Linked DNA regions of Homo sapiens: region 1 is linked to region 2. The links are chromatin loops, found by intact Hi-C in ENCODE. Cell type or tissue: CD14-positive monocyte. All regions are shown on one strand. Links, peaks and the distances in the headings refer to the core of each region. The heading gives the core; the rest is flanking DNA.

What was found. Peaks named below come from ENCODE experiments on the same cell type or tissue, not always from the same donor. Only the 100,000 strongest peaks of a DNase experiment are listed, where the experiment ranks them.
Region 1: it touches region 2 in a loop (4-fold over the local background); 5 of 110 quality-filtered maps call a loop at or near these places.

What each region holds. Positions count from the first base shown.
Region 1 is chr6:42,310,997-42,319,854 of GRCh38, forward strand. The region is part of intron 3 of TRERF1 (transcriptional regulating factor 1); the gene reads right to left. Among named protein-coding and RNA genes, the nearest start is that of MRPS10, 98 kb to the left of the region's middle. RefSeq lists enhancers at 4,268-4,935, 5,004-5,063, 5,654-5,743. In CD14-positive monocyte, for the core only: no CTCF peak of the experiment used is centred there; DNase peaks (open chromatin) are centred at 5,175, 5,865 and 6,275; H3K4me3 peaks cover 1,128 bases; H3K27ac peaks cover 6,481 bases.
Region 2 is chr6:42,362,821-42,371,678 of GRCh38, forward strand. It overlaps TRERF1 (transcriptional regulating factor 1), which reads right to left. Exons shown (of 18, transcript NM_001395490.1): 3 at 177-259. Among named protein-coding and RNA genes, the nearest start is that of TRERF1, 85 kb to the right of the region's middle. RefSeq lists an enhancer at 5,156-5,245. In CD14-positive monocyte, for the core only: no CTCF peak of the experiment used is centred there; DNase peaks (open chromatin) are centred at 1,791, 4,581, 5,021, 5,551 and 4 weaker places; H3K4me3 peaks cover 3,027 bases; H3K27ac peaks cover 7,825 bases.

The DNA of each region.
Region 1 (8,858 bases), core at 229-8,228, 52 kb before region 2:
AGGTGTAGAGATATATCACTCATTCAGTTGTGCATTCATCTATTTATTTATAAATATTTATTGAGCACCTACTATATGTTGGGTACTCTTCTAGTGTTGGAAACACAGCAGGAAACAAATAAAAGGTCCCTGCCTTTGTGGAGCAGATAGTCTAGTGGAGGAGAATAACAATATACAAGTAAGCAGGCATGTGTGCAATGTCATGGCAGGTATGATGAATGTTATGAAGGGAAATAAAGCAGGGTAAGGGTCAGAGGAGTGATGAACATGGGTGGCGCCTATTCATGGTCACCTGAAAAGGTGACATCTGGGCATAGGCCTAAATGAACTGGCTGAACCAGGTGACTCAGGGAAGGAAGAGAGTCCCAGGCAGAGGACACAGCAGCTGTGTCCTTCCACTCTTTGGTGGAATGAACTTGGTGGAGGGAGCCGGCAGGTGCGGTCAGCAAGGCAGGAGGCCAGGCTGTAGGCATGAGATCATGGAGGGGCCGGGCGCGGTGGCTCACTCCTGTAATCCCAGCACTTTGGGAGGCCGAGGTGGGTGGATCACAAGGTCAGGAGATCGAGACCATCCTGGCTAACATGATGAAACCCCGTCTCTACTAAAAATACAAAAAAAATTAGCCGGGCGTTGTGGCGGGCGTCTGTAGTCCTAGCTACTCGGGAGGCTGAGACAGGAGAATGGCGTGAACCTGGGAGGCAGAGGTTGCAGTGAGCCAAGATCGTGCCACTGCACTCCAGCCTGGGCAACTGAGCAAGACTCCGTCTCAAAAAAAAAAAAAAAAAAAAAAAAAGAGATCATGGAGGGTTGTGAGCAGAGGAGAGATGGGGTCTGATTCACTTTTCACGTGGAGAACAAACTACAAGAGGACAAGAGTGGAGAAAGCTGTTGTCGTCTTCCAAGTAAGAGAGGGTGCTGGCTTATTAATAATTCATTAATTAAACCATCAACATTAATACAAATTATCTATTGGGCCAATGCTATTACTCTTTTATTTCAGACATATCATGGGGAGACCAGGCATCGCATTCCAGCTACTTCTACAGAAAAATGCATTCTGAGTTCCATGATCAACTTGAAACCTTTTCCATCCACCTTGGTTTTAAGCTGGGTACTGTGTGGTTGGATAGAAGACAGCAGGAAAGGGAGTCAGGGATGAGGGCAGATTAACAGGAGGAAAAAAGGGCATCTCCCCTCATCATGCCCTTTTCCCCAGAGCCACCAGAGAAGAGCAGTCTGAATGGAACCTTCCTATCATACTCCTTCCAAGGTTTGTTGGGCAGCAGATAGATGAGCCCCAGCTGTTCTGCTCCAGGCTGGCTCTCCCAGAAGGATGGCACTGCAGCTGTGTCCAAAAGAGAGCTACGGAGTCTTTCTCAGAAGCGGGGAGCCCCTACTTTAGAGTTTCCGAAGATTCAAGGCAGCACTGGATCACGGAGTCAGTAGAAGTGGGGCAGAAGAATCCCCCTGTGCCGCTTACAAAACGCACAACAGGCATGTCAGCCAATCTCTCTGATCCTCGGCATTCCCCTCTGTAAAATGGAAACAACCTCCTTGGCCTCTCAGAGTGGTTATGATGGGTCAAAGCAGACAATGCTGGCGCTGGGTGTGCCGAGGTCTGGGCATCTGCACCTTCGGGAGCAGATACAGATGCTCCATCCTCCACGGGCATATGGATTTGTGCTGTACTCACATCCAGGTAATTTGGCTTTACCCATGGAAAGGGGCTTCCCTTTCATTAATTCATCGACTCCACACACATGCACTGGGTCTTAGTGCCGGGTGTGGTGTTTGGAAGAACAGTCAGAGGCAGCCCCCACTCTCCAGGAACACAAGGGCAGAGTGGGAGACAGACACGAAATAGGTTCTACCAATGTTCCTTCTCCTTCAGTGCCTGGTTGCCCAAATAGTTTTCTTGCCTTCAGACTAGAGCCACCAGCCTTTTGGGGCCTACAGATTCCCCTCATCTACCCATAGCTTGCAGCCTCGACCCTGGGGCAGTGCCCTCTGCTCATTTCCAGACTGGGAAGCAGGCCTGATTGTTTCTGCTGAAGCAGGAAAAGATGGTGAGAGAAAGGCAGGGCTGGCTGTGTAGAGAGGGGAACCAGCAGAAGTTTTGCCTTCAATAAGGCTTTCCTTCCAGCCCACACTTCCAGGACACCCACTTGTGACCCTGAGATCGCCTGGGGTTCGGCATCTCTCTGGTGCTTCCCAAGGAACGTCTTCAAGAGAAGGCTCCGGCTCTGAGTCATCTGAAGCAGAGAGGAGACCTTGTAAAAATAACTCTAAGTATGAAGCTCCTGTATTCATATTATTCACGATACAAAGAACAAAAAAGCAGGGCAGGAAGCAGAGGAGGAAAGTGTCGTTCACATCAGTTTTCTTCATATGACAAGCAGCCAGGAACTCAATTGCTAAGCCTCATCTCTCTCTCTCTGTTTCTCTCTCTTTCCTTGGAGCGATTACATAAGCTGGAAAAGGGGTCTTCTCTGCAACATCCTAACTCTCCCAAGAGTCCCTCTCCATCTGTCACCTGTAAATCTGAGCCTTCCCAGTAACGCTTACCGGGATGCAAACGTGCTCAAGTTGTGCACTCTCCTGGGATGTGGGCCCCAGAACAAGGAATTCCCTTGAAGACCCAAGGGCCTTCACTGAGCCCCAGGAGTGGGATTTCTGGCAATGTGACCATATGAGGGAGAACCTATTGGGGAGGCTGGCAGGGTTGGCCAGGTCTCTGAAGGCATATGTGGTGGGGCTTCCTTGAAAGACCTTGGATTTCAACATGTTAGGATATGTGGGCCTCAGGAACTCTCCTGGTCATATTCAGGACTTCCTGGGCTCCAAGCGGGGAGGTGCTGCAGACTCACTTCTACGTTGCCTTCTGAGAGCCATGGTCTTTATGGATCATGGAGGTAAGGACAGGGATTTTGAGACAAGGATGAGAGCCTATTAAGAGAAAAAGCAAAGGAATGAGACCGGAAGCCGGGAGAGATGAGAAATAAACAAGATCCTGGGAAACAGGGAACAGCTGGAGGTGCGGCCCTAAAGGGTTTTTTTTTTGTGCTTATCAGGCACGCCCCTTTCTGGAGAGGTGCCATAGTGGTGGTCCTGACCTCTTGTGGCTCATAACTGAAGACAAACTAATTACTTTTAGACAAATGCATGTACATATTAGGAAATGAAAACCTCCACCATGGCATGGTAAGTATAAGCTTCAGCTAAATTCAGAACCCTAGCTGATGCCAGTAAAAAGAACTATTAGCAAATTCACTGCTTTGTGCTTTGTAAACATCTCTATTCACAAGAAAACATGCTTTAGAGTATGAGTCTACCCTGATCGAACTCTTCATCAACATAAATCCCTGGTTTTACAACAAGAAGCCAAGCTCACCCGATGCTTTCAAATGTGCACAGTTAAACTAGGGCAGAGGTCCCAGCAAGCCTTGCAAAATTAAGCTCATGCATCTAAAAAAATACTGGCCGAGTGCCTCAATGCTAGGCATTGTTCTCCGTGACTGGCACGCAACAGTGAACAAAGAAGACAAAACTCCCTGCCCTCATGGAGATTTCATTTTAATAGGGAGAAACAGAAAATAAAAATTATTATAATTAAAGTGTATAGTGTATTAGATGGCTGTAGATGCTATGGGAAAAAACAAAGTAGGAAATAGTCAGGGAAGCCCTCTCTGAGAAGGTGACATCTGAGCAAATGCCTGAAGGAATAAGAACAATGAGATCTGGGGAAAGAGCATTCTAGGAGGAGGAACAGCAAGAGCCCTGTGGTGGGTACATGCCGGATGTGACTGAGGAATTAGAAGGGTGTGGCTGGGACAGTGAAAACCAGGAGGAAAGCAGTAGGAACAAGGTCAGAGATTCTAAACGTGATTTTAAAACAAAACAGAAGTATAAACTTGATGGAGCGAATAGGTTGGTCGCATAGGGTGCTTAGGAAAGGCCAAGGTAAGGAGGTGTCAGTTGAGCTGAGACCTAAATGAGCAAAGCATGAAGATGTGAGGAGAGAACGTTCACAGCAGTGGTGACAGCGAGTGCAGTGGCTCTGGCAGGGATGAGCGTGCATGTGGCAGGTGTGCAGTGGGTGGGATGAGGCAGCGTGGTAGGACGGGGTCTCCATTATGTAGGGTAGTGGTCTCCACCTGGAGTGATTTTGCCTTCCAGAGGACATTTGGCAGTGTCTAGAAACATTTCTGTGTCACGACTAGGGAAGTGCTATTGGCACCTGGTGGGCAGAGATGCTGCTAAACATCTTACAATGTGCAGGACAGTCCCTTTCAAGACAGAATTCACTAGCTCCAAATGTCAATAGCACTAAGGTTGACAAACCCTGGTGCAGGGCCTCACAAGTCACAGTAAGAAGTCTGGGTGCTCACAGAAGCACATGCCAAGGACTTTCTAATGCCTCGTGCCTGCTGGAGTGTGATCCTTACACGTGGCACATCCAGGTCTAGAGTATGGCACATTGGGATGAAAGAGAAGGGCGCTAGGATCGGCGCTTAGAGCACAGAAGCAGGGGTAGAGGCAAAGAGGCTGTGACGAGGTCACCCTAACCTAACTTGGAGCTAAGAGGGAGCTCCTGGAGTAGAGACAAAGGAGGTCAAATGAAGGGGGGCCATCGGGCTGTCTTCTAGCAGCTGATATCCTTCAAGAGACCAGGTGGGGCCCCTGGGTCAGGGTTGGGGAGAGGAACACCACCCCCCCCCCCACCCACTGCCACCCCCTAACGTCATAGTGAAGTGTCTGAGGGCTGGAGAACGCTGCAAGTCTGAGCAGTGTGGAAGGCACAGGTTGGGACCAGTGTGCAGACAGCTCAAGGCTCAAGAAGGACATCACCAGCAGAAACACAGGCAGAGGCTGAAGAGGAGGGACTTGGGTGGGGGTGCTCTCCTTTCAGGGGAGAGGACCCCCACACCTACCCTCACGGTACCTGGAAGATGCACATGAGGACCCAAGGGAGGCCTAAAAAATAAGAGGCTGTTTTGGGATGATCTCAGATTTGGTTCTTCCTGCAGAATGAGTTGTTCTCTGCTCCACTGGGGGTGGGGGCACCTGGACGTCAGGCTGCCTGGCTAATGGGTCTACACAAATGACATTTCGAGTCACAAGTTATTTAATTTCTCCGCCAAAGTCAAGAAAGTCCATGGGTCTGGGGAAGTGGCTGTGATGACCAATGACTCTGGCACGCAGTTAACCCCAAGCATGCACCTCCTCCTCCCCGCATTGCTAATCTTGATGATTCATCCAGAGAGGCTGGTCTGCCTCAGTGGAAAGAAAATCTAGGTGAGGGTCTCATTACTAAGAAATGAGAAAAATGCCTCAATGTAGAGGCAGGTCAGAACCCTTCCTGGTCACTATCCAAAGAAGCTTTTCTAACTTGGGGAGGACAGATGAAGGGGACTGCCTCATAGTGACTTTGTTCTAACAAAATTTTGGATGGCATTTTCAGGTGCCTGCTTATGTGTGCACAAGCAGGCAGACACCTTCATTAATACTCTTGAAACCACCTTTGCAAAGATTATGACAGTGACAGGAGTCTAGCATGGCTGACTCCATCTTGCCTCTAGCCTCACAAGCCAGCTGTCCTCCCTCATTCCTGGGTGTAGACCAAGCTAACCATGGGAGGAATTTAGTTTATTGTTTTAACTTTGAAGCAAGGATGATAACAGTCCCTCCCTGAAACGAACCCCCTCCTTGCTCAGGGACCAAAATCGCCTTTGTCTTGGTAATGAAAGGCCACAAGATTAGGATTATGGGAGGGGCCTGAATTCTGCTAACATGTAGGTGTAGCTAAAGGATAACCAGCCATTCCCCTCCACCGCCCCCAGCTTGCCTTTTTATAATCCCTTGCTACTCATGAGTCATGTGGCCAGAGGTCACAAGATTTGTGACTTCCCCAATTGCTCCTATAGATAACATCACTATTGTAGAACTTAAGATGGGTCTTTTGAGATGCTTTTCAGACTTTTGCATTCTGGCAACCATCTGACTCTACCTGGACCTGGGACTCATGACAACCTGTCCTGTGGCCCCCTAATGTAGAGGCTGACTCAGCACACAAGGACCATTTTCCACACCCCTACGATTTCAACCTTCACCAATCAGCAGCTCCCATTCCCCTGTCCACAAAATTATCCGTAGAACACCCTAGCCTCTGAGTTCTCTGGGAGACCAATTTGAGTAATAACTCCAGTCTTTCTGCTTGGCTGGCTCTGCCTTAAACTGTTTGTCTACTACAATACTGTGGTCTCAGTGAATTGGTTTTGTCTGTGCAGGAGGAAGGAAGAACCTGTTGGGTAATTATACCCTCACTCAGCACTAATTTCCTCCTCAGTAGTTTTTGTTTGTTTGTTTGTTTGTTTTGAGACAGAGTCTTGCTCTGTTGCCCAGGCTGGAGTGCAGTGGCATGATCATGGCTTGCTGCAGCCTCAACCTCCCAGGCTCAAGCAATCCTCCCACCTCAACCTCTCAAGAAGCTGGGACTACAGGTGCGCACCATTATCCCCGGCTAATTAAAAAATTTTTTATAGAGACAGGGTCTCATTTTGTTGCCCAGGCTGCTCTTGAACTCCTGGGCTCAAGCAAGCCTCCCGCCTTGGCCTCCTAAAGTGCTGGGATTACAAGCGTGAGCTCCCAGACCTCAATAATTTTTAAAATAACAGTCTTCTCCACATCTAAAACATGTTCACTGTAAAAATTTTAGAAAACAGATACAAAATAAAAAGAAGAAAAACTCCATCACTTGTTGAGAATTATTTTTTTTTTTGCTAAACTTTTTAAGATATAGTTGAGATTATATTGTATACATAATTTTGAATCCTGCTTATAAAATAAGCATTTTGTCATGTTGTTAAAAGTTCTAGGCTAGGCACGGTGGCTCACACCTGTAATCCCAGCACTTCAGGAGGCCGAGGCAGGCGGATCACCTGAGGTTAGGAGTTCAAGACCAGCCTGGCCAACATGGCAAAACCCCGTCTCTACTAAAAATACAAAAATTAGCTGGGCGTGGTGGCAGGCGCCTGTAATCCCAGCTACTTGGGAGGCTGAGGCAGGAGAATCGCTTGAACTTGGGAGGTGGAGGTTGTAGTAAGCCGAGATCACCCCACTACACTCTAGTCTGAGTAACAGGGCGAGACTCTGTCTCCAAAAAAAAAAAAAAGCTCTTTGTAAATACTAGTTTTAACCATTGAATAATAATCCACTCTAACGCTACAAGAAATAGAGGTCCATATTCTCCAAGGTCTTATTTCGCTGAATACAAGTAGTTTTAAACCAGCCCCCAACACTGAATACAGGAAATTTCTGAGCACTTAATAATGAGTGCCAGGCACTCTACCCCTACCATGTAGGGTGGCTGTGGGGAGGGCTAACATTGGACTGACATAGACAAAATTTCTTTCTTTTCTACAGTCTTGGGATCTCTACACTTCACTTGGTGGAGGGTCATATTCCACTGTTTTCAGTGAAACAGCCAAGACGAACCCTTCATTCAGTTAAGAGGAAGCTCCAGGCTCTAGTTAGGCACTGGAAGTAAAGGAAATGTGGGTTAGGTCCCAAGAAGCAGAGGTAATGTGGACAACTGAAAGGCTCCAGAATGGATACTCAGGGGCTGGACAACTACAGCCTGAAGGCCAATCCGCTGCCTGTTTATGTAAATAAAGCTTTATTAGAACATAGCCACACCCATTCATTTCAGTATTATCTATGGCTGCTTTCAGCTGCAACAAGCAGAGTTCAGTAGCTGCAATAGAGACCATGGCTGCAAGCCCAAAATATGTAGTACCTGGTCCTTGAAGACAACATTGTTTGATTCCTGTATTGGGAGGCCAACCATCCTCCAAAATAGATGCTCTCCCTTCTTTGGCTAAGAGTCCTCACTTAGAAGTACTCTGAAGTGTGGCCAGCCAGAGACTACATTTCCCATCTCCTCCTGCAGCAAGGTGGAACTCCCTGACCAGTTCTCTCCAATGAAATGTGGGCCAAGTAACTTGTATCGCTTTTGGGCCAAGGTGGTTAAGAAGCAGGTGAGCCTTCTCCATCTTCTGTTTCCCTTCCACCTGAATGAAGAGTCCTCATAGGCCTGTGGCAGTGTTTCTCCACCTTTTCTTCATTGTTGCCCTCCTAAGGGGACTTTTTAGACATTTTTTTTCCCTAATTACTTTCCTCCATGACATTTTCACACCACAGATATACTCTATATCTGTTTATGTACCATGTAGATGTTTGTGATTTATGCATCAAAATGTAAGATTTTTCAGCCTCCAAGATCTTTGCCCCCTTGGGCATGATACTGCCCCCATTAAAGATGCATGCTCCAGAGTATAGCAGAGTGACAGAGGCAAGGCATGTAGATCCCTAAATTACCTTGTAGAGGAAAGCCAGTTACAACCAGAAACACTTGCATTGACTGTTACAAGGGCAAGAAATAAACTTCCTTCATGTTAAACTCCTGAAATGTGGGAGATGATTACAGCAGCTAATGTTGCCCTAACCAATACAAGCTTTTAATTTGATTGTTAAAAAAAGTATGAGCCTGGCACACTGGCTCATGCCTGTGATCCCAGCATTTTGGGGGGCTGAGGCAGGAGGATCACTTGAGCCCAGGAGTTCGAAACTAGGCTGAACAACATAGGGAAACCCCATGTCTACAAAAAAATGTAAAAATTAACTGGGTGTGATGGTGTGTGCCTGTGGTCCCAGCTACCTGGGAGGCTGAGGTGGAAGGATTGCTTGAGCCTGGGAGGTCAAGGCCATGATTGTGCCACTGCACTCCAGCCTGGGTGACAGAGTGAGACTGTGTTTCAAAAAAAAAAAAAAAAAATGGTGCATTCAATAGACATATAAT
Region 2 (8,858 bases), core at 603-8,602:
TCCACAATCCCTGACCATTTCCCAGAGAAAATTTTCTAGAAATTAATGGATGTCCAGGCCCAGAGCAGCCCTCCTCCACTTCCTGGGGCATTCTCCACACCATATGGGTCCAAGAAATGGTCTTACGACTGCTTTGCTGTAAAATATTCCAACACCAAGAACTCCCGAGAAGCGACCTGTTTGAGGATGAAGAGGCTGAATCTTTCAGGGTCGTCCTGCTTCTGCGTCTTCTTCCTTCAGCATTCTCCACAGCCAGGGCCTGCAGGAGTGACCCAAAGAGCACAGTCAGGACATCTGGCTTCAGCATGGGAACAGTGAGTATCAATCAGGGAGAGGTCGGAGGAGTGACCTGGGATGGAGCCCTGAAGAACCCAGCAGCTGATGGGCCCACCCAGGACGAGGACCCAGCAAAGGCTGCTGAGGAAGGTCCCGGGGGAGAAGAGGACTTAGGAGACCAAGACGTTCAACTTCATTCTGGTTATTCAGGCTCTAAACCCAAGTCATCATGGCTTTCCTCTTTCCCTCACACCCCACGTCTAATCCATCAGCAAAGGACGCCAGCTTCAACGTAAAGTAATATCCAGACCCTCACCGTTTCTCGACACCTCCACTGGTACCACTTTAGTCCAAGCAAGCAGCATCTCTCATTAGGTTATTGTGATAACCCCCTAATTAGTTGTCCCACTCCTCCCCTCACCTTTCTATAACCATGTCTTGGGGGTTGAACTGTGTCTCCCCAAGATTCCTATGTTGACATCCTGACCCCTAGGATCTCAGAATGTGGCATATTAGGAGACAGGGTCATTGAAGATGTCATATTAGGAAACAGGGTCATTGATGATATAAATAGTTAAGACGAGGTCCTACTGAAGTAGGATGGGGGTTCCTAATCCAAAATGACTCTGGTGTCCTTATAAAAAGGGGATATTTGGAAGATTGGAGGTTTTCTGCCACAAGCCAAGAAGCTACCCAGAGTTGGAAAGGAGCCCGAAACAGACCCTTCCCTGGAGTCTCCAGAGGAGCATGGCCCTGCCAACACCTTGATCTTGGACTTGCAGCCTCCAGAGCTGTGAGACAATAAATCTGTGGTTTAAGCCACCCAGTGTGTGGTACTTGGTTATAGCAGCCCAAGCTAACAAATACAGCATGCTCCCCAGAGCAGCCTAAGTGATCATTTAAAAATCACTCTTCTGCTCAGAACACTCCTGTAGTATTTCATCTGTATCAAAGTAAAAGCCAAAGTCCTTGAAATGGCCACAGTCCACATGACTTGGCTGGGCCTCCTCCCTGATGGACTGAGACACCTGACCTCTTCTCCTCCTACTCTGCCCTTCCTCCATTTCCTCCAGCCACAATGGCTTCCTCAAACATCCAGGCAGGCTCCTGCCTCAGCCCTCCATACTTGCTCTTCCCCATCCCTGGAGCACTCTTCCCCCAGGCATCTGTCACTTCCTACAGGTTTCTGCTCTCACGTCCTTTGCAGTGAGGCCCACCTCAAACCCCGGCCCCCTTCCTAGCCTCCTTCCCTGTTGTATTTCTCTTTGCAACCCTTATTACCACCTGACATTTATTATTTTTTTCATCCCCCTTTCCCCACTTCCCTTAGACTGTAAATTCCCTGAGAGCAGGGACATCGTATTATGGTGTGCCCAGAGCCTGGCACATAGTAGGTGCTCAAGAAATAGCTGTTGAAAGACTTTGTATGATGGAATCAAAGAAGCCAAGAGAAAAGAGAGTTGCAAGAAGGAGGAAGCTGTCCAGTGTCAAAAGCAGCAAAGAGCCCAGACAGATAAGGACTGAAGTGTCCGTTGTGTGTGGCAACATGGAAGCCGTGGGTGACCTTAGAGAGGGCAGCCCCTGCAGAAGGCAGGAGGCCTCTGCAGCAAACCCACCGGGTCCCTGCTCTGGACCAGGCATAAGCCCCCACCAGTGGAGGCCAGCCTGCGTGGGCTATGTTAGCGAAGGCAGATTATTTCCACACATCCATCTGTAAGGGGAGGAGAAAAGAGAAGGTAAGGCTGAGGGGTGTGAAGGGCTGAGGAAGTTGCTGCTGCAGGACTGAGGCGTGAGGTCCCAGGGGCCGCAGGAAGCATGGGGATCCCTGTCCAGGGAGAGGGTTCTCTCTGGCCAGGAGGAAGGATGTCTCTTTCTCTGAGTGCAAGGAAACCAGGTGGGAACGAGCCCAGATGCAGGTCAGCACACAGGAGGGCAGGTGGGAACCTGAGTGGGCTCGCCGTGGAGTAATATTTTCAGTGAACACAGAAGCCAGGTTGTCTCCTGAGTGGTGAAGGGCAGACAGGAGAGGAGGCTGGGGTGCACGTCCCACTGTGGGTATCAAGTGCGGGCGTGGCCCTGAAACCCAGCACCTCCTGACGTTTCTGCCCTAGGTGGCTTACTCTCTCACCCTAGTCCACACCCTGACTGGAGACAGCCAGCTGCTGGCCAGTATCCCAGAGGGCCCTGCTCTAGCCAGAGGCCGTGGTTTCGTAGAGGCACAATCTGCATGGATGTGGGGTTTTCTGTGACAGCCCTCAGTAGCCAGGGTTTAGGAGGAGAAGTTCCTAAAGCTGAATTCAAAGGCCCCAAGCAGTTCCATCTCTTTCTGTGAAGGCTTCATCATTCTCCCGGGCTCCCAGACTCAGAACCTCATACTCCACTCCCCTAATCCCTCCCAGTCACAAAACCATGCCTCTTCCCGCATGAGAAGATTCATTATTCCTTGAGCACCTACTAAGTGCTGGGTGTGTTACAAGTTAAAATCCTCAAACAAGAGTCCTGTGAAGTGTTTTTAGCCTCTATCTATAGATGACAAAACAGGTTGAAAGAGATGAAGTAATTTGCTCAAGGGCACACAGGTAGCAAGTGGCAGAGCTAAGATTTGAAACCTTCCACTTCCCTCTCGTCTTTTCTACATACACTACCACCACCCTAGTCCAAGTCCTCAACATTTCATTCCTAACTCTTGACATGATAAATGTCTCCTAAGTTACCTCCCAGCACTGCCCATTTACAGTTCACAAATCGAGACGGATCTTCTTACAGCATTGCATTTACTAATCCCGGCTCCATGCTTTGGCTTTGGAGGCTCCTCAATACAGGAACATTCCAAGCTCCACAGCCATCCCTTGGGATCCTTCATAAATGGTGCACATCTCCTTCTTCAATCTTGTTTCCCATGCGTACCTCTGCTCACCCCATCTGTAATCCCCTGCCCAGTCCATGCACCCCGTCAAGGTCCTAACACCCAGCACATTCCTCCCCTGCAGCTCTGCCCTCTGGCCACCCAGCTCCAGCCCTCTCCTGCAGTCTGCTGGGTGGCACCAACCCAGCTTACCAAGCTCTCCTGGCTCTTCTGAGCTCACTGCATCTAGCTTCTCTGGGCAAGAGCTCCCTGTGCCCATGTGGACTGCCAGCTTCTTGAGGGCAATGAATCGTGTATTGACAATGCTTGCAACTGCCCGCTGCTCAACACAGTGTCTCAGTTATTTGATCCACAGAACAATTCTGATGCTCAGGTGATATGATTCCAGAAGTTTTTCAGAAAATGTAGGAGAACCAAGATGGCCAAGTGAAGAGACACAGGGCCTTCTTGAAGCTGGGAGGCATACCTATTCTTCCTGTGCAGGAGGCACCAGAGTCCGGCACCTCCTAACATCCACTCTAACGGGGAGGAGGATGGCTGGGTTTGGCTCCTCCCTCCTCTTCCTGCACCTGCATATTCAAGGTCTTGGTGTCCTTCCTTTACCACCCTTTCACATGCTTTTGTAGACATAGATAGATATACTCTCTTCTTCCTTCTTCAAGGGAGAGCTTGAAATGTGAGAAATCCAGCTGTGTGGAGAAGCTCATGGTGACTGGCAGAACAGTCAGGACTGGGCAACCAGAAGCAGGAAAAAGAATATTCTATTTTGGGAAATGAGGAGCTGGACTGATCCACTTCGATCACCAGCTATGGACCACCATCTAACAATTCTGGGATTCCCAGAGCCACAAGAGGGAGATGCCTGGGAAAGGTGAAAATCAGCAAAACACTCAAGGGCCATCTGATCACCCCAGGCAGACAGGCAGATCTGGGTAACATGGGGCTGAGAGAAAACCACAGGTTTCAAGGGGATGCTGTCACCAAGATGCCCCATAAGAAATCAGGATCTGCCCAAACCAGGGGCAACCAAAGGGGCATTGTACTCCTCAGGACTTAGCTGAAGTCACAGGAGCACTGGAGTCAGGCCTGCGATCAAATCCTGACCTCGTCAGCCAGGTCAGCCTTCACCTCTTGGAGGCTGGCTCTGCATGAGTGACTGTGAGGCCTAAATAAAATTAAGTGTATAGAAGTATAATATCTAGCACAGGCCTGGCCTTACATAAGGGGCACACTCAGTGTTGCTCCCCTCCCCCTTTCCAGCCTTCAGACCTCACAGCTCTCTCCACTCTTACTAACAGAAACAAGCACAGAGGCCACAGAGCATTTCCCAGCAAGAAGGTTTGCAAAGAAGGATGGCAGAAGTCCGCAAAGAAACAAACAGGCCACCCCACTGCTGGTAAGAGAGAAGCACCGGACCTCGGTGAATGCCCGGGTTTCAAAACACACAAAGCTCCGAGCCTCTGATTGTACCTAAACAGGAAGTTTGTGACAAACTTAGAAAACACGCATGCACAATGGCAAGAGGCTGCACGCCACTGAGAAAAGATGAAATCCGGCCCTGCTGGGGGCTCTGTGTGGAGGAGAGGCGTGCAGAGCCAACACTCCCACCGCACCAAGATCTTCCTGGCTGTAGGGAGGCACCCTTACCCTGGGCTTCTCCTCACCCCAAGCATGGGAGGGATTTGGGCCAAAATGTGTGGAGCTGCTCTGGTTTCCAAAGCCAGGCTCTGCTCACCCCCTCCTGCTCTCTCTCCCACCCCTACCCACTCAGGCATCTAGGACATCAGGTACTCCCAACAGCTGGCAGGGGCCTGGTGACTGAGGTGTATAGCAGGGGACCATTTTTCAGCTGGGAGATCTTAGCACAGAAAGGGGAAGTGACACACAGAGGTCCCGCAGAGCTCCCATCCCCGATCTGATCTCCATCTGGCTGCCCGGCCAGCGTCTGTATCATCGGGCCCTTTAGCATTCCACAATGGGGTCCTCAGCTGCCATCTCCTTCCACTTTGACACCCTGCCTGGCCCTAACATTTTTACTTGCATTGCTCACACCAGTATGGGGCTCGATAACTTCAGTTCACTTATCTGAAAGTGCAGGCAAATGTGGACACAATCTGTGTCTCATCTCAAGTAGAGGACAAACTTGGGAGATTGTTCACAATCTCCCAAGTGCCCGTGGAATGGGCCCTGCATCCAGGCAGTATACTTGGTGGCTGTGCTCCAGTAAATACTCGGTAGATTAATACACAACATCAATACCTTCCTATTGTACCTCCCCAACCAGGTTATGTCCCACTTGTCTCTGAGTCACCCTCAGCAAGGACAGGTCCCTCTACCCCTCCTGAGTGGAGGGCCCAGCTGTAAACTCAGTCTCCTGATGGTTGGCTCCTCGGCGCCCCCACACAGCACCTCCCGCAGTGGTTTCCTCGCCCCCCCAAGTTAGGTTCCTTTTTAAAAAAATGACTCATTTAGGAAGAGACAAAACCAAGAACTTCAATGGTAAAGATAAAACAGCAAGCACCAAGACTCTAAACACCTCCCACTCCATGTAGAATTTAGATCCGATAAAGCTTCCCCAAACTGGACCTCCTAATTTGGAACTTACGGTATACACAATTCTTCTAGCAAAGACACTTCCAGTAATGTCTCAATGTTTCAGCGTCTTCTTTACAAATAGAGATGGCCCCAGGACTCCAGGCAGTAGTTTTTTCAAAATGAGGGAATGAGAAATTAAAGATTAAAGTCCACGCTTTGGACTTCTGGGTCAAAAAAGTAATTATTTGATGTTTTACTACATTTATGATTCTAATTTATTGATTGCAGGACATAGGCATTATATCACAGGCCTAATGAGAATTATGGGGAGTTTTTTAGTTAAAAAATGACTTCTTGGTATGTAAGAAGTTTATGACATTTGTGCACAGTATCTGAAAGGAATGAAATTATATGATACAATACAGAGAATAGTAACATTTTAGGGCTAAAATGAGCAATTAAGATGACCCGAATCCAGGGGTTCCCAATGTTAGCTGCATTTCTGAAAAAAATTCCCAGGCTCCCCAAGATTCTGACACATTCAGTCTGGAGTGGGGCTCTGACATCAACTGTTTCCTTTTATAAGTTTCCCAGTGATTTTAATGTGCCTACAGGGTTGAGAACTGCTTATCTGCAGATAAGAAGGCTGGGATCTAAAAAAAACTGAGGAGGCCAGGCACGGTGGCTCACATCTATGATCCTAGCACTTTGGGAGGCCAAGGCGGGTGGATCACTTGAGGTCAAGAGCTCCAGACCAGCCTGGCCAACATGGTGAAACCCCGTCTCTACTAAAAATACAAAAGTTAGCCAGCATGGTGGCAGGTGCCACCCAGCTACTCAGGAAGCTGAGGCATGAGAATCGCTTGAACCTGGGAGGCAGAGGTTGCAATGAGCCAAGATCAAGCCACTGCACTCCAACCTGGGCAACAGAGCGAGACTCCAACTCAAAAAATATGAACAAACAAACAAACAAACTGAGGAGTCCAAAACTGCATAGTCAGTCAGACCCAAAACCAGAACTGAATCTAAAATCTGCACCCCCACCCAGTCCGGTTCTACACGTTTGCTCAGGTTTTTGGTATTCACAGATTTGCTAAAACTTTTTTTTTAAACAAACAAACAAAAGAGGGGACTAACTAGGGCTGCCAACTTTTGTTTTGTCAAGCAAAGGTATTTTACAAATATCTACCAGTTATCATACTATTACCACTTCCTGATGTGTCTCTTGTCTATTTGCATACCTGCTGCCCTCTCTGGCCCAGTCTCCACCCAGGAGGTAAAATTTCACAATATCTGGCCCCGCCCACTGTTGCATTCACCTTCACTCACCCTGCTCCTTATGACAAATCCAATCAAAACCCAGGCCTAAAAACTTCTCCGTCTCCTCCTTCTCTAACTCCAGTTTCTGAAAGTCTCTTCTGTAACCACAAACTACTTCCCAGTCCCTCTAAACCTACCCTTCACCTTCCTCCTGACCTCCACATGAAAACATCTGTACAAGCCATACTAACAGTTTTGCTATTCCACACACATTATCCCTTCTAAATGTCTCCCCTACCAACGATATACCAGCAACTATTCAAAGAGGCTGCCTCTGAGGAGCAGAATTAGGGGGTAAAGGATGGATGCAGGGGAAGGGGGGGTCTCTTTATACCCTACCATTCGAATTTGGGAAAGCATATATTCTTTTCAATGGACACAAATCACACATACACACATACACACAGCAGGTTACAAAATGCATCTCTGATTTGCTTCTGTATTTATAAAAACACAAAAAATTGTCTGGGAAGTATGCATGTCCAGGTTCTAAATGTAAACGATATCTGAGTGGTGGGATTATGGGTGACATTATTTTCACTTCCCTTTCCTCTTTGTTATCTTTGTTATGTTTTGTTTACATAACAAAGAAAAAATAATAGTTTAAAACCTGAACCAGAGCTGGGCATGGTGACACATGCCTATAGTCTCAGCTACTTGGGAGGCTAAGGCAAGGGAATCACTTGAGTGCCTGGGCAACATAGCAAGATCCCATCTCTTTAAACAAAAACCATGAACCAAGGCATTATCTGATGTCCGAAACCTACATAGTTTAAAAAGCAAAGGTACCAGAGCAGGTCACAGACTGGCATAGAGAATTATCTCTTTTCTGTAAAATGAAGGGTCTTCCCCAGCCAGGCCCTCCTGGCTTCTGTGCGTGGCCTGGGTCCTGAGTCTACCACTGGCATTGACCCCAAGTCAACCCTTGGCCCTGCCAGCCCCCAAGAACAGATGCAGAAGAAATGTCCTCACATAGGTATAAAGCCCCTTCCAGAGCCTCTCTGGCCTTCTGAGGTCACCCCCTATCAGCTCTCCCTGGCCCCTGAGGAGGATCCACTATCCTCTCCTGAGTGTCTCCTCTGAGCCCTGGTTTTCGCTGTTTTCCTCTATGTTTTTCCCAGGCTATGCTCCCCAAGGCTTTCTGAGTCTCTGCAAAGGGGAGCAGCCACATACAATCCAAGTAACCCTCAGGCCCACAACCTGTAAATCAGGAGCCCAGAAACTCTTTAGATGGAGTGCAAACGGTGGGATTCTCCACAGTCCCCACGGCTCCCTAATGTTTTACAAGGCAGTGAAGAGGGGTGGCGGAGTGCTCTAGGCAGCAAGAACAGAACTGAGAGTTCAAAGGCCTGGAGGTCAGAGGGTAGGTGATGTGTTCAGGGAAGTAAAAGGCATTCAGGATAACTGGAGTGTCTCTGAGCACGTCCAAGGCCTAGCAGAGAGAAAACTCTAAGGAAACTTACCAAAATTCACAAGGGCCAGCAAAGAAGGGCCTAAACAAAGAACTCTCAACCTTTCATCTGCTGTGTCTCCTTCCAAATGCTTCCTCACTTGATCTACCCTTCCAGTGTCTAGGAGGATCTAGGCCAACAGGAGTGGGTGGCAAAATAGGAATAGAGAAAAAAGAAATGAGATTAAGCAGCCCCACACAGGAGGCAGACTGAGGTCCTCCCAATGTAGCGGTTCCCGAGGCCAAGAGACCTGATGCTCAACCCCCTCCTTGGCATCAGCTCCAAAGGCAAAGGACATTTGCAATGTATCCAAACTTCTGGGGCTCTCGAGGTAGCTTTTTAAAGAACTTTGAGACTTCAAGAGTGCCAAAACACAGATTGGCATGCTCAACCAGATGCATCTGTGACCT